2 separate regions of the Homo sapiens genome follow, and region 1 is linked to region 2. A link is a loop called in an ENCODE intact Hi-C map of the cell type or tissue named here. Cell type or tissue: heart left ventricle. All regions are shown on one strand. Links, peaks and the distances in the headings refer to the core of each region. The heading gives the core; the rest is flanking DNA. Region 1 overlaps USP8 (ubiquitin specific peptidase 8). Region 2 overlaps TRPM7 (transient receptor potential cation channel subfamily M member 7).

What was found. A loop is a pair of places that touch in the nucleus more often than their neighbours do. Peaks named below come from ENCODE experiments on the same cell type or tissue, not always from the same donor. Only the 100,000 strongest peaks of a DNase experiment are listed, where the experiment ranks them.
Region 1: it touches region 2 in a loop (2.0-fold over the local background); 4 of 110 quality-filtered maps call a loop at or near these places.

Annotation. Positions count from the first base shown.
Region 1 is chr15:50,491,413-50,499,756 of GRCh38, forward strand. It overlaps USP8 (ubiquitin specific peptidase 8), which reads left to right. Exons shown (of 20, transcript NM_005154.5): 15 at 1,289-1,501; 16 at 2,658-2,868; 17 at 4,436-4,672; 18 at 5,677-5,819; 19 at 7,184-7,316; 20 at 7,491-8,344. The coding sequence ends at 7,676. It also overlaps a transcript of USP50 not described here. Among named protein-coding and RNA genes, the nearest start is that of USP50, 51 kb to the right of the region's middle. In heart left ventricle, for the core only: no CTCF peak of the experiment used is centred there; no DNase peak of the experiment used is centred there.
Region 2 is chr15:50,640,756-50,649,099 of GRCh38, forward strand. It overlaps TRPM7 (transient receptor potential cation channel subfamily M member 7), which reads right to left. Exons shown (of 39, transcript NM_017672.6): 4 at 7,932-8,130; 5 at 2,585-2,798. It overlaps LOC128092252, which reads right to left. Exons shown (of 4, transcript NM_001414947.1): 4 at 8,047-8,130. The coding sequence ends at 8,047. Among named protein-coding and RNA genes, the nearest start is that of TRPM7, 42 kb to the right of the region's middle. In heart left ventricle, for the core only: no CTCF peak of the experiment used is centred there; no DNase peak of the experiment used is centred there.

The DNA.
Region 1 (8,344 bases), core at 162-8,161, 150 kb before region 2:
TAGATTTTAGAGTTCATTATAATAACTAGTGAGATTTAATTTCTTCTTGAATCATTCTTAAGTGTGTTAATTTGATAATGTTTTAAGGACTGTATGCTGTTTGTGTATTTTTTTATATATTGAACAGAAAAAGCACACGAGTACATGCACCTGAGTACAGGTAAAGAGGAGCTGATTGAAATATAGTTTAATCTGTTCTCAGTATTACTTTTAGGGGTGGAAGAACGTTAAGGATTAATTAAAAAAGAAAAAAGACCTATCAGTTAAGATTTTCCTTATGCTTCAGCAGTTCTAGTAGTTCCACATATAAATCAAACACACCATATTACAGAAGTCTAGAAGGCATTCTCTGCCCCAGCACTGTCCAGCAGATCTTTCCATGGTGATAGAAATGTACTGTATCTGTGCTGTCCAGTATGGTTTGTGTCTACTTTGAAACGTGATTAGTGCAACTAAGGAATTTTTTTTTTTTGAGACGGAATCTCACCCTGTTGCCCAGGCTGAAGTGCAGTGGCATGATCTCAGTTCACTGCAACGTCTGCCTCCTCAAGCGATTCTCCTGCCTCAGCCTCCTGAGTAGCTGGGACTATAGACGTCCACTATCATGCCCAGCTACTTTTTGTATTTTTAGTAGAGACGGGGTTTCACCATGTTGGCCAGGCTGGTCTCAAACTCCTGACCTCAGGTGATCTGCCCACCTCGGCCTCCCAAAGTGGTGGGATTATAGACAGCCATTGAGCCCAGCTGGAACTGTATTTTTTTACTGTGATTGTGTATCCATCCGTGAATAGTCAACACACTCTAGAATTTAAGTAATAGTACCCAAATAACCTCTGCTTCCCTTGATATCTACTCCACGGTATGGTTTTTTTTGTTTTTGTTTTTATTTTTTTATTATTCCTCATTTGGCATTCTGGGTGAGTTCAAACATTTGATAATGCCAAACTTCCAGGGATCATTTAAAGGAGTTTAAAAGAGCCTTCTCTACTAGAGCTCCTAGTTCATGAGAAGTGAGATAATCTATCTCAAGGTGTCTCTAAGAACCATGACCCACATTAAGAGGTTAAAGGTATGTGTTTCATGGGAAGGTCTGAGACCTTAGTCGTATGACTAATGTTAACCTAAATATTAAATGTCCTGGAAGGCCCAGCATCTTATGAGTTAACATATTAACTGTTTACAAGATGCCTGTGGTACAGGTGCTACAGTTTGCTGCCATTTATAGTATAGAACCTTAATTTCATATGCTCAGCATTTTAAGACATCTTGTATCCTTTTTCTTCCTCAGGCCAACATGTTATCCTAAAGCTGAGATCTCAAGGCTTTCTGCTTCTCAGATTCGGAACCTCAATCCTGTTTTTGGAGGTTCTGGACCAGCTCTTACTGGACTTCGTAACTTAGGAAATACTTGTTATATGAACTCAATATTGCAGTGCCTATGTAACGCTCCACATTTGGCTGATTATTTCAACCGAAACTGTTATCAGGATGATATTAACAGGTAAATACATGTCATACTTTTTGCATTATAATGCTAAAAGGATGATCTAACCATATTTACTGTCTTAGTCCATTAGTTTTCTGCTGCTATAACAAAATACCTAAGACTAGATAATTTGTAAAGAACAAAAATTTATTTTCTCTTAGTTCTTGACTGGGAAGGCCATCGTCTAGGTGCCGGCATCTGGTGCGCTTTTTTGCTGCATCCTCACAGGGTAGAAGGTGGAAGCGAAAGAGGACAGACTCGTCCTGTCGAGCCCTAAACGGCACCTAATCCTGTTCACCCGGGAGGGGAGCCCTCATGGCCTTATCACCTCTTTAAAGGCCCCATCTCTTAATCCTGTCACATTGGCAACACCTGAATTTTGGAATATTTGACGTGAATCTGGTGGTAACCTATGAATAAGTAAGCATTTTGGTGTAGGGCTACAGTATGTGAATAATTTCATGTTGACATCAAGAACCCATTTTACCTTTCAAACCATAGTACTTACCACTCAGCTCCAGAAAAGTCAAATTAGGAAAGGGGAAAATATCTTTATCCTTAGGAATAATGAAGGCTGGGCATGGTGGCTCACACTGGTAATCCTAGCACTTTGGGAGGCTGACGTGGGCAGATCACTTGGGGCCCAGGAGTTTGAGACCAGTCTGGGCAACAAGGCAAAACTCCGTCTCTACAAAAATTAGCTAGGTGTGGTGATACATGCCTATAGTCCCTGCTACTTGGGAGGCTAAGGTGGGAGGATCACCTGAGCCCAGAAGGTCAAGGCTGCAGTGAGCCGTGATTGTGCCGCTATACTCCACCAGCCTGGGTGACAGAATGAGACCCTATCTCAAAAAAGAGTAAAGCCTTCTCTGATTAGTAAAGGACAGACAGGATGAGAGCAGTGCCAGAAGGCAGAACCTCGCTGTCATGAACTGGAGCCTGTTGATGATGAGGAGACCATGCAGGGCTTGCAGCCAAAAGAAGGAAGCTGAAGGGATGTAAGCAAGTCAGATTCAGATGAGAATCTGGTGGTGAGCCTGCAAATAAATAAGTAGTTTAATGTAGTGCTACAGTATGTGAATAATTTCATGTTGACATCAAGAATCTACTGTACCTTGCTTAACTTTTAAATTTCCTTTATTGTCTTTTGTAACAACTTTTATTTGCACAGGTCAAATTTGTTGGGGCATAAAGGTGAAGTGGCAGAAGAATTTGGTATAATCATGAAAGCCCTGTGGACAGGACAGTATAGATATATCAGTCCAAAGGACTTTAAAATCACCATTGGGAAGATCAATGACCAGTTTGCAGGATACAGTCAGCAAGATTCACAAGAATTGCTTCTGTTCCTAATGGATGGTCTCCATGAAGATCTAAATAAAGTAAGAAATTTGATTTTTCTAAGTTGCAGAGACTCTTTAGGGTTGCTCAGTAGCACTGTATTTTTATAGCAGTTTAAAATTCTAGTTGGTGATAGTTCAGTGCTTGTTTATTCAAATAGTGACTGTATAAGAGAATTATAAAACATCAGGTAAGTGTAATATTTGAAGCATATACAGTTGGTATTTACTAATTAACAAGCAGTATTGCTGAGAAATTTGCAAATGTTAAAATAGTTATTGGCGTTTGTGACCCACATGTATGTGAAAGTAAAATCATAAACAAATGATCTTATAAAAGATTATAGACAGTTTGAGCATTTTTATTGTATGTTATGTTTATATAATATGTATATGTTATTGTACATATCCTTATTCTTTTCTTTTTCCCAGTCCCTTGCTGAAAGTGGAACATGCCTTTATTCTTACACATCCTTCTAAAATAAGAATTACTTGGCTGGGCACAGTGGCTTATGCCTGTAATCCCAGTACTTTGGGAGGCCAAGGCTGGTGGATCACCTGAGGTCAGGAGTTTGAGCCCAGCCTGGCCAACATGGCAAAACCTCGTCTCTACTAAAAATACAAAAATTGGCTGGGTGTAGTGGCATGTGCCTGTAATCCCAGCTACTCAGGTGGCTGAAGCAGGAGAATCGCTTGAACCTGGGAGGCAGAAGTTGCAGTGAGCCGAGATTGCAGTGACCACTGCACTCCAGCCTGGGCGACAGAGTGAGACTCTTTCTAAAAAAAAAAAAAAAAAAAATTACTCCATGTAACCAAATGACTCATGTGACTAGTTATTATAAAGGCATGTATGTATACATAAATGACCACCCTCCATTTACATACTACAACTTCTTTTTAGCACTTTTTGTCTCACATATTTTGGGGTCACCATTCTTAACCACTGAACAGATATATATATATATACACACACACCTACACAAAAATATTTGTGTATATATATATACGTGTATATATACATACATATATACACATATATATACACATACATATATACATATATACGTGTATATATACATACATATATACACATATATATACACATACATATATACATATATAGAGAGAGAGAGGCTAGGGCAACAAAATTATATATGTCCAGTTGTAGCCCTAATTCCCAGCTATATGTGGGATATCTTTTCTAAAAACCAAACTTTTTAGCTTTTTCTTTTTTTAGTAGAGATTGGAGGGGGGGGTCTCACTATGTTGCACAAGTTGGTCTCGAACTCCTGGCCCCAAGCAGTCCTCCTGCCTTGGCTTCCCAGAATGCTGGGATTACAAGCATGAACCACCACATCTGGCCCTTTTCAGCTTTTTAAATAAAAATTTGGGAAATTTCAACAAGTCACATTCCTTCAATAAAGTGAGTGAGTTTTTTTTGGTATTTTTGGCTAGAATTATTTTTTGCCACACTCAGTGAGATCAGAACTCCTTTATGAGAACTACAGGTGTTTCTAAATCTGGCAAGTGTTTGTATTCACTTTTATTCTTTCAATTTAAATGTTTTCTTTGAGATATTAATATAGAGCTTAAATCATTTTATTTCCAGGCTGATAATCGGAAGAGATATAAAGAAGAAAATAATGATCATCTCGATGACTTTAAAGCTGCAGAACATGCCTGGCAGAAACACAAGCAGCTCAATGAGTCTATTATTGTTGCACTTTTTCAGGGTCAATTCAAATCTACAGTACAGTGCCTCACATGTCACAAAAAGTCTAGGACATTTGAGGCCTTCATGTATTTGTCTCTACCACTAGCATCCACAAGTAAATGTACATTACAGGTAAGTTTAAGAAGTAGAGAGAAAATGATTTATTGGATAAAAATGCTGTTTTTATGGATATAGAGATGTAAATTTCTGGTCTTTACCCTTACAAACATTTTATCAGTAAAACTCGGCCGGGCGCAGTGGCTCATACCTTGTACTCCCAGCACTTTGGGAGGCCGAGGTGGGCGGATCACGAGGTCAGGAGATCGAGACCATCCTGGATAACACGGTGAAACCCCATCTCTACTAAAAATACAAAAAATTAGCCGGGCGTGGTGGTGGGCACCTGTAGTCCCCGCTACTCAGGAGGCTGAGGCAGGAGAATGGCGTGAACCCTGGAGGCGGAGTTTACAGTGAGCTGAGATCTCGCCACTGCACTCCAGCCTAGGGGACAGAACAAGACTCCGTCTTAAAAAAAAAAAAAAAAAAAACCTTTTATCAGTAAAACTCAATATAAATTCTGTTTTATAATTAGGCCTATGTAGATTAGAAAGAATTAGAAATTTCTTTTTTAAAGATACCTTTATTAAATATTCTTTCAGGATTTCAGGATTGTTAGTATGTTTTTAAAAAGTTTTATAAGTTAATTTGGAAAGTTGTCTGTTGACTAACTTAGGCCTACTTTTCATAAGCATTTGCTTTACATGGGGATATCAAATAAATATCCTGTTTTCCATGTATCAACAATGTTTCTTATATAAAAGCTTGTTGATACCTTTAGTCTTAAAGTACCTCCAGAATGTCATTTCCTCCAACAGGGTTTCTCTGATTGACCAGGTTAGGGGCTTTCCTGTGTCCTGTCACAACACACTGTAGGTAGCACTCACCACACTCTGTGCTGTCATTGTTCACTTGTCTATGCTTCTCACTAGATCACAAGCTTTGGGAAGGCAGGAACTCTTTTGTGTAGATTGCTGTTGAATCACTGGTGCCTGCAGAGTGACTAACTAAATAGGTGCTCTCTGACATTATTGAAGAATCGAATTAACGAGTATCTGCTACTTGTTTTTTTCTGCCAGGATTGCCTTAGATTATTTTCCAAAGAAGAAAAACTCACAGATAACAACAGATTTTACTGCAGTCATTGCAGAGCTCGACGGGATTCTCTAAAAAAGATAGAAATCTGGAAGTTACCACCTGTGCTTTTAGTGCATCTGAAACGGTAAAGGGGAAAGTTTGTCCTCCTGTTCAGTGAAATTAAATGAGGGAATTTTAAGTTCTGTGTAATTTATACTTGTTGTACTGCCTGCCATGGGCACATAACAAAGGGCGATTATCTGGTTACAGTAGATCTAGGGAAATAAAGCAGAAATGAGACTGTTAGTTCACCTCAGTGTTTTCAGTACCACAGCAAAATGACAATACCACTATTTCATGTAATTCCTTATAATTTTAAATAATTACAAAGCATCAAGTGAAAATGTATAAAAATATTACAGTATAATTCAAACAAATTAGCACATGAAATGTAACATTCAAACAGCAGACTAAAGCATAACAGACTTAGTTATGTGTTAAATAAAATTTATAATTTTTAAAGTATTTTAATGATAAAATATGTTAACGATACCATTAAGTGCAGAAATAATTTCATCCAGATTTTTCCAATTGATGGAAAAGATCTAGTCCTATAATAGAAGGAATAATGACAAGAGTTATAAAACACGAACCAGATCTTTTGCTGATTCTTTGGTCTTCACATAATCACATAATCCATGTAACTCAAGAACTTTGAGTTGATTATTTGAAAAACTTTTTAAAGGAAGTTGCACTTTTTTATTGAGAGCTGTAATTTTTGTGTCAAAAAAGCATTTCTGTTAAAAATGTTTTATCTTGTATTGAGATTCTTAGTTCCATATATTAATTTCCAAATTTACATGTTCAGATTTCTCTTGTGTAAATTTTTCTAACAAAAGCTAGTTTTTTCCATTGTCCTAGTTGAGGATTCTGGAAGTATAAACATTCTATAAGTGATTACACATTTGCTAAAATTTTTAATGCTGAATATTTTCAAAATTATGAAATAACCATATTACACCAACCAAGATATCATTGTTTTGATGTTTAAAGGAGCAGAATATGCCAGAATAATGGAATGAATGACATTATTTTAGTCAGTAGTCTCCTACTCTCAATTTCTGGCTCTAGTTTTCTCTGAAGTACAAGCTTGACTCGAGAGCAGCTGTCATTCTTTCTTTTGTGGTGGTCAGCATTATAAACATGTGGGTCTTACCTTCCTAGAAGACTCATGTAGCAGTTGTAGCTGGACCAGAGTATAGTCCTACCTCTACCATTCTGGCTGTTTGACCTTAGGCACATCATTAAATATCCATATGCCTCAGTTTTCTTGTTTGTAAAATGGAAATGAAGCCAAATGTCTTTAACAGGTTCCTCTACTACTAAAATTCCAAGTCTTTGTATTTGAAATGGATTTTACAGTCCTGGCTAAAAATCTAGATGTTAATGAATGAGGATTCATCCTGGTATCTTCCTCTGTCAGTGTAATTGTAATGTTTTGTTCTGCAGTTTTTCCTACGATGGCAGGTGGAAACAAAAATTACAGACATCTGTGGACTTCCCGTTAGAAAATCTTGACTTGTCACAGTATGTTATTGGTCCAAAGAACAATTTGAAGAAATATAATTTGTTTTCTGTTTCAGTAAGTATCTCTTTGAACTGAAGACTTTTTGTTTCAAAGCAAGTTTAAAAAAAGTTTTAAGTGGTTTCCTACCTCATGGAAGAGTAAGAACAACATAAAGCTTTGAAACTATTGGCGTATTTTAAATAACAATTTTAACTGAATTGATTTTTTTTTCTATCTTGTTTGGCACAGAATCACTACGGTGGGCTGGATGGAGGCCACTACACAGCCTATTGTAAAAATGCAGCAAGACAACGGTGGTTTAAGTTTGATGATCATGAAGTTTCTGATATCTCCGTTTCTTCTGTGAAATCTTCAGCAGCTTATATCCTCTTTTATACTTCATTGGGACCACGAGTAACTGATGTAGCCACATAAGGAGACATAGGTTATAAACTAGTTATCTTTTAAAAGGCTCAGCAACACAACTCTTGAAATGCTTATCAGGATAATGGTAGCTATAGCTGGCCATTTAGAGGAATTCTAGGACAGTGGGAGCTGTGTTACTAGCACTATATAATTCCGGTCAGTGCTGACAAATAACATTTAACAAGTATTGCAGTAATCATCACTTACAGGTACCATTTATTTCAAAACAACTTTTTTAGTCTGCTCCAAAGTTAAAATAATTAACTAGCTAAGCATTATTATTCGACTGGTCTAAAAACTATTGTTATCTTTTTTTTTTCCTTTTCACTGTTATGGCCTTTTCACATTTCTAAATCCCATCTTGATATACTATGAATACTCTAGAATGATGTAAAGCAGATAGGAATGTATGTGTACATATTTATTGCATACTTGCACATCAAATCGATGTACATAGTTTAACACGTGGTCCTTTTGTGAAACCTAGAACTCAGAGGATTGCTTTTTTTCTTTCAGCCTATTTTGAGTTAACTTCAGTGCTTTCTTAGGGAAATGACAGGGCAAAGCAATTTTTCTGTTGGCTTTGGGCTGTATTTGTGCACTAAATCTTTATTCTAAAAAAAAAAATGGAAACTTTAATTTTTTTAAAACGAGAATTTCATTTACAGCTACATTAA
Region 2 (8,344 bases), core at 331-8,330:
GTGGCCCTGAATCTAACTGGTGCTCTTATAAAGAAATCTGAATACAAAAGGAAACACCAAGGATACCTATACACAGGAGGCCATGAGAGGGAGGACACAGTGTGAAGATGACCATGTGCAAGCCAAAGAGAGAGGCCCCAAGATAAACCAAATCTGCTGACACTTACTCTTAGACTTTTAATCTCGGAAACCATGAGAAAATAAATTTCTGTTTTTAAGCCACCCAGTCTGTGATATTTGGTTACAGCAGCCCCGGCAAACTAATGCATCACTCAGTTTGATCTCCATAATGCATCACATCTCATCCCTCACCCAAATTATGAAAATAGCATCTTCGTAGGTCTTTCAACTGCTGCCTTGCCATTATACTCCATTTTGAAAACATCATCCGAGTGATCTTTGCAGCTGTTGACTCTCTACTTAAAACCTCCTCTTCTCATTCAGAGCAGAAGCCAAAATGCTTATAACGGTCCCCAAGGCCTCATGCGATGAACTGCCTACTGCCTCTACTAGTCACCATGCTTCTCTACCACCATACACCAGAACTTCTGACTTCATCACCTAGCACTCTCTGCTTATTCCACTCAAGCTATATTAGACTGTTCTTACTATTCTTCCAACACACGAGCCATCTCCTCCCCTTTACATGCTTTGCCTTATGTTTTTCTTGTACCTTGCTTCCTCATTTCCATTTCTCCTCAACTGTCACCTTATCAGCTCTCCTTGACCATGTAACAAAATAGCAGCCCTTCCATCATCCCTCACTATCCCTCTTCTTGACTTCATGTGTCTGCATAACACTTATCAGCATCTAACACGTTATACATTACTGAGTTATCTGTTTCTTATCTTTATCTCCCCCACTAGAAGTTCCATGAAGGTAGATATTTTTACTGTTTATGGAATAAATTCTTAGCAGCCTCAAAAACTTCTGACACAATGAGGTTCAAAAAATAGCTGCTGGCCAGGTGCAGTGGCTCACACCTGTAACCCCAGTACTTTGGGAGGCCTAGGCGGGCGGATCACCTGAGGTCAGAAGTTCAAGACCAGCTTGACCAACATAGTGAAACCCCATCTCTAGTAAAAATACAAAACTTAGCCACGTGTGGTGACGGGCACCTGTAATCCCAGCTACTTGGGAGGCTGACACATGAGAATCACTTGAACCCGGGAGGTGGAGGTTGCAGTGAGCTGAGATGGCACCACTGCACTCCAGCCTGGGTGACAGCAAGACTCTGTCTCAAAAAAAAAAAAAAAAAAGTTGCTGATAATGAATTAGATGTTTGCAAGCTGACTTAAATGTTTTATTTTAGACAATGAAAGTAATCTGCCCTCTTTATATTCAACCTGTATATGTGATAGGGAAGATATAGAATAAAAGACAGTAGTATGTTACAAATTAATTTTTGAAAGCTACTTCTTACTGCTGCTGAGGCAATGGATTGCCATTCTTGTATCAATTTACCACTAGAAGGAAAGTGATGGAAATAATGCTTTGCTCTACAGTAGGGTCAAAAACCTTTTTCTAAAAGGCTAAACAGTATAAGCTTTATAGGGTATACCATCTCTGTCACAACTATTCACCTCTGCTGTTACAGCACAAAAATAGCCATAGACAATATATAAACTGATATGGTTAAGCTTTGCATCCCCACTCAAATCTGATCTTGAATTGTAATCCCTATAATCCCCAGGTTTTACGGGAGAGACCAGGTGGAAGTAACTGAATCATGGGGGCGGTTTCCCCAATGCTGTTCTGGTGATAGTGACTGAGTTCTCCCAAGATCTGATGGCTTTATAAGGGGCTCTTCCCTCTTCGCGTGGCACTTCTCCTTCCTGCCACTTTGTGTAAGAAGGTGCCTTGCTTCCCCTTCACCTTCCACCATGATTATAAATTTCCTGAGGCTCCCTAGTCATGCTGAACTGTGGGTCAATTAAACCTCTTTCCTTTATAAATTACCAAGTCTCGGGCAGTTCTTTATAGCAGTATGAAAACAGACTAATACAGTAAATAAGTGAATGTTCCAGTAAATCTTTATTCAAGGTTTGGGCTGGATTTGGCACACAGGCTATAGTTTGCCAAATCCTGCTCTAAAGTGTTGCGTTTTTTTTTTAAAGACAAAATAATAACCAAACAGGTTCGATTATCATTTTTACCTACAAACTGTAGATTATTTATCAAGAGTTAAGTATATCTATATTCAGTGTTGATCTGTATTTCAAATATCTAATTGCTATTATAAAAAAATTTAAGGGCCGGGCGTGGTGGCTAATGCCTGTAATCCCAGCATTTTGGGAGGATAATTTTGCGGATCACGAGGTCAGCAGTTCGAGACCAGCCTGACCAATATGGTGAAACCTCGTCTCTACTAAAAATACAAAAATTAACCGGGCATGGTGGCGCAGGCCTGTAATCCCAGCTACTCTGGAGGCTGAGGCAGGAGAATTGCTTGAGCCCGGGAGGCAGAGGTTGCAGTGAGCCGAGATTGTGCCATTGCACTCCAGCCTGGCAACAGAGTGAGAGTCCGTCTCAAAAAAAAAAATTAAAACACACTAAATAAAATTGGTATAATCATCACATTACCTGTGTTTACTCCTCCAGTTAAAATCCAGGCTCCAGTTGTAACTGCAGCTTTAATAAGACCTTTTCCAAGCAACTGCTTGATTCGTGGGTGAAGCTCAAATTTCTGCATGCCCCCATGTACAGAGATAACAAGTTTGGGTAACTCCATTTGCCATTCTTTAAGCAGAAGTTGCAGAATGACTTCAGGTTTGGTGTCATATGATAGCCTCACATACTAGAAAAAGATTTTAAAAGGAGAAAATAATTGAACATGTTCACAGGTTTCATAATGTGACATTATATGACTTTGGAAAATTTTATATGAATCAGATTATGTAAAAAGAGATTTCATAGGCTATTTTCAATATATTTATACTCCAAGGAATAAGCAATAGTAAATGATTTTAAAGTTGAAAAAATCATTCTGTGAGATCTACAGAAATAGCGAAACTAACTTTTAAACATTTAGACACAAATGTTACTCTTTCTGTTTAAACTCAATTACCATTGACCCAATTTACCCAAGTACCTGCAGTATTTATTGCCTTCTTTAACTATGACTACACAGTGAGTTAGAAACATTAAGACTGGCTGAAGAGGATCGGAAAAGGAAAAAAAAGGAATTAGGGGGGAAAAATATGGAGGCTTCTAAGGCTCTTGCTATGAAGAGAGGCAAATACTGAATTATTTGTATGAAAGTTTGGCAATGATCTAGTCCATTTATAAATGAATTGTGACTATGGAGTAAAATTTAAAAAGATATATTTAATATAGATGATTATTTTCTTCACTGTAAATAACTGGATTTGATCAGACTGAGAAATAATCAGAAAATCGTAATCAACATTTCATGGTGTTCGGATGGATTCTCCAGTTTAATTTTTGAAAACATCTTTCTATAGAAAAATAGAAAAAAAAGCTATCGTGTGTGAAATAACTTCTTCTGGTTTGAAAGATTTTAAAAATTAACTTCCTGTTTAAGTGATATCATAAGACTTACTTGCTATACTCACATTAATTCATTCTCTTGGCCTAAAGCACATATATGAAGTAGCTCATAAGAAACTTCAAGTATTCAGACATTGAGACATTTAAAAATCATCTCTAAGAAACCTTATTTGCAAAATGATGTATTTCCCATTCCTTTACAAAGATCAAACACTACTGAAAATCTCAGTACTGACAAACAAATGAAGCCAAAAGGCCAGGCACAGTGGCTCACGCCTGTAATCCCAGCACTGTGGGAGGCCAAGGCAAGTGGATCACCTGAGGTCAAGCGTTCGAGGCCAGCCTGACCAACATGGTGAAACCCCGTCTCTACTAAATACAAAAAAATTAGCTAGGCGTGAGTGCTTGTAATCCCAGCTACTTGGGAGGCTGAGGCAAGAGAATTGCTTGAACCCAGGAGGCAGAGGTTCCAGGGAGCTGAGACTGTGCCATTGCACTCCAGGCTGGGCAACAAGAGCGAAACTGCGTCTCAAAAAAAAAAAAAAAAAAAAAAAAAGAAATGAAGCCCAAAAAACCCCAGAATTCCATAAAACTGAGTAGAAGACTGGAGTCCCTTAAGAATACTTTGGTTTTTGGTTTTGTTTTGTTTTTTTTAGACACGGTCAGGCTCTGTTGCCCAGGCTGGAGTGCAGTGGCGCCACCACGGCTCACTGCAGCCTCTGCCTCCCAGGCTCAAGCCATCCTCCCACCTCAGCCTCCCAAGCAGCTGGGACTACAGACACAGGGCACCCTGCGTAGCTAATTTTTTAAATATTTTTTGTAGACACAAGGTTTCACCATGTTGCCCAGGCTGGTCTTGAACTCTTGGGCTCAAGTGATCTGCCCACCTCAGCCTCCCAAAGTGCTGGGATTACAGACACACGGCACCCAGCATGGTTAATTTTTTTGTATTTTTGGTAGACACAAGGTTTCACCATGTTGCCCAGGCTGGTCTTGAACTCCCGGGCTCAAGTGATCTGCCTGCCTCGGCCTCCCAAAGTGCTGGGATTATAGGCATGAGCTACCACACCAGACCAAGAATGCTTTGTAAATAGGATTTGTTCTTTTTTTTTTGACAAAGTCCCGCTCTGTCGCCCAGGCTGGAATGCCTCCCGGGTTCAAGAGATTCTCCTGCCTCAGCCTCCTAAGCAGAGTAGCTGGGATTATAGGTGCGCACCACCAGGCCCAGCTACTTTTTGTATTTTTAGTAGAGACAGGGTTTTGCCATGTTGGTCAGGCTGGTCTTGAACTCCTGACCTCAGGTGATCCATCTGCCTTGGCTTCCCAAAGTTCTGGGATTACAGGCATAAGCCACCGTGCCCAGCCGGATTTGTTCTATAATAAGTCTTTCTGTATCAGTTTTGTTTAACTCATTATTATATTTGGGCACATAAAGTAGTATTAGAGAAGCAGTCTAAAGTTAATGTTTTTAATACTATATTAGAGATAAATGAGAAATTCCACTTCCTACAATGATGGGCTAGGTTGATTTGGACATACTCTGCCCCTGGGAACTAGAAAAACTAGAAAAAAGAACAATAACACCTGCTTGAATACATTAGCAGGTGGCCGGGCATGGTGGCTCACACCTGTAATCCCAGCACTTTGGGAGGCGGAGGCGGAGGCAGGTGGATCACTTGAGGTCAAGAGTTCCAGACCAGCCTGGCCAACATGGTGAAACCCTGTCTGTAATCCCAGCTACTCGGGAGGCTGAAGCAGGAGAATCGCTTGAACCCAGGAGGCAGAGGTTGCAGTGAGCTGAGATCGCGCCACTGCACTCCAGCCTGGGCAACAGAGCGAGTCTCAAAAAAAAAAAAAAAAGACATTAGCAGGGTACAAAGGCAGTGAGAATTTGTAGGATCGGGATCCAGGAGAAAAGAAAAACTTGGAGAGATGATGAGCTCACTGTTGGGCAAGGTTTTCCTCATCAGAACACGGAGGCAGGCAGAACAATGTAGAGGTTAAAATGGTTTTTGCTGTTGTTATTTGTTTTTCAGGCAAGGTCTGGCTCTGTTGCCCAGGCTAGACTTTGGTGACATGGTCCAAGGCTCACTGCAGCCTCAACTTCTCAGGCTCAACTGATCCTCCTGCTTCAGGCTCCCAAGTAGCTGGGACTACAGGCGTGTATCAGCATGCCCAGCTAATATTTTTGAATTTTAGTACAGACAAGGTCTCACTATGTTGCCCAGGCTGGTCTCAAACTCCTGAACTCAAGTGATCCTCCTGCCTAGGCCTCCAAAAGTGCTGAGATTACAGGCATGAGCTACCATGCCAAGGTTAAAATGTTCAAATCTAAATAAATAATAACTGTTTTAGGGGTTTAAAACAGAAAATTAAAATTCATGCTGACAAGAGCACATAAGTCTTAAGAGAAATAAGTGCAGTTTCAAATATTCCAAAGGTTCCTGCATTGTTGAAAAAGTGGTAAAGGATTAATTTACAGTACAGTCATGTGCCACACATTTTGATTAATGATGAACTGCATACATAAGGTGGTTCCCTAATATTATAATACCATACTTCTGTACCTTTTTCTTGTTTATATATATTTAGACACATATTTCCCATTGTGTTACACTGTTACACCTGCCTACCATATTTAGTACAATAACATGCCATAGAGGTTTACAGCCTAAAAGCAATAGGCTATACCATATAGCCTAGGCATATAGTAGGCTATACCATCTAGGTCTGAATACACTCTACGGTGTTAGCATGATGAAATTGCCTAACACATCTCTGAGAACATATCCCCATTCTTAAGTGATGCATGACTGCATATAACAAGTTAAAAATGCATTTTATCACATTATCACATTTATTATAGTATTCTTTTTCTTTTTTTGAGACAGTCTTGCTCTGTCACCCAGGCTGGAGTGCAGTGGCGCGATCTCGGTTCACTGCAACCTTCACCTCCCAAGTTTAGGTGATTATCCTGCTTCAGCCTCCCAAGTAGCTGGGACTACAGGCTCGTGCCACCACGCCCGACTAATTTTTGTATTTTTAGTAGAGACAGGGTTTCACTATGTTGGCCAGGCTGATCTCAAACTCCTGATCTCAGGTGATCCACCCACCTTGGATTCCCAAAGTGCTGGGATTACAGGCGTGAGCCACCGTGCCTGACCTATAATATTCTTTTTCTAAAGAACAGAAAAACAGGCCGGGCACAGTGGCTCAGGCCTGTAATCCCAGCACTTTAGGAGGCCGAGGCGGGCAGATCATGAGGTCAGGAGATGGAGACCATCCTGGCTAACACAATGAAACCCTGTCTCTACTAAAAATACAAAAAATTAGCTGGGCATGGTGGCACACACTTGTAGTCCCAGCTACTCTGGAGGCTGAGGCAGGAGAACTGCTTGAACCCAGGAGGCCGGAGGTTGCAGTGAGCCGAGATTGCGCCACCGCACTCCAGCCTGGGCAACAGAGACACCATCTCAAAAAAAAAAGAATAGAAAAAGAACATATAGTAGGCCTTCTGTATCTGTGGGATCCACGTTTATGGTTTCAACCAACGGTGAATCAAATATATTCAAGAAAAAACATTGAGCCTATACTAAACATGTGTAGACTTTATTTACCTGTCATTATTCCTTAACAGTGCAATTTAACAACTATTTACATTGTATTGGGCATTTTATTAATATTTTTATTTTAAGTAGAGACAGAGTCTCACTATTTTGCCCAGGCTGGTCTCCAACTCCTAGCCTCAAGCCATCCTTCCACCCTCTCAAAAGTGTTGGGATGATAGGCGTGAGCCACTGTGCCTGGCCTATATTAGATATTATAAGGAATCTAGAGATGATTTAAACTATACAAGAGGGTGTGCATAGATTACATCCAAATACTATTGATAATCTGTAGACTTTGGTATCTGAGGGAAGTCCTGAAACCAAGCCCCCTGAAGGATGACTGTATAAATAATATGCTAATAAAGGAGTAAGAAAATAATAAAAAATATTTAATCCAAAATAATACAAGAAAAAAAACAGAACAAAGAAAAAAGTGAGACAAATAGATAACTAATAACATAATGGTAAATTTAAACTTAAATACACAGCAGACAACATTTTTAAAAACAATTAAAAGACATCTCTTAAACATAAAAGGTTAAAACCGAAAAGGAAGAAAGATGGCTTAACTACACTGATTGCAGAAAAAGCAAACCATGTCAAGAAAAATGACAAGAAACAAAACACATTTTATAATGATGAAAGGTTCAATCCACCAGAAAGATACAATTCTATATTTGTATGCACCTTTGTACTTTAAAATATACAAATAAATTACTGAGACCAACTTTTTGTCAATATTGCTACACAAATTGTGATGTTTATTATTTAAATAACAACATAAATGAAGAAAAATCCAATATGTGACATACCTTAGCTCTGTAGGAATGAGAACCCCCTTGAAAATTTATGACTCCATAAGCATCCGTTGGGCTCTGTTCTGTATGCTTTTCCACAGACCATTCTTCTATTGCCTGATTAAAATGGTCACCCAATTTCACATCTGAGTATTTCATGGCAAGACTTGCAGTAAAACAAGCATGTTGCTTGACCAAGCGACCACAAAAACACCTAAAAGAAAAAGGTGAGATTAAAACACCCTTCAAAAAATTAGAGTTAATGAAAAAATGGAATTAAAAGTGAATGAACCGACAAATATAAGCTTTAAAATTTTTATATTTTATATAAGTATAAAAATAAGCTTTTTGATTTTAGGATATCTATATATTAATACCTTCATCATAGCACTGAAATAGTATAATTAGTCTAAGATGAATTCATCATC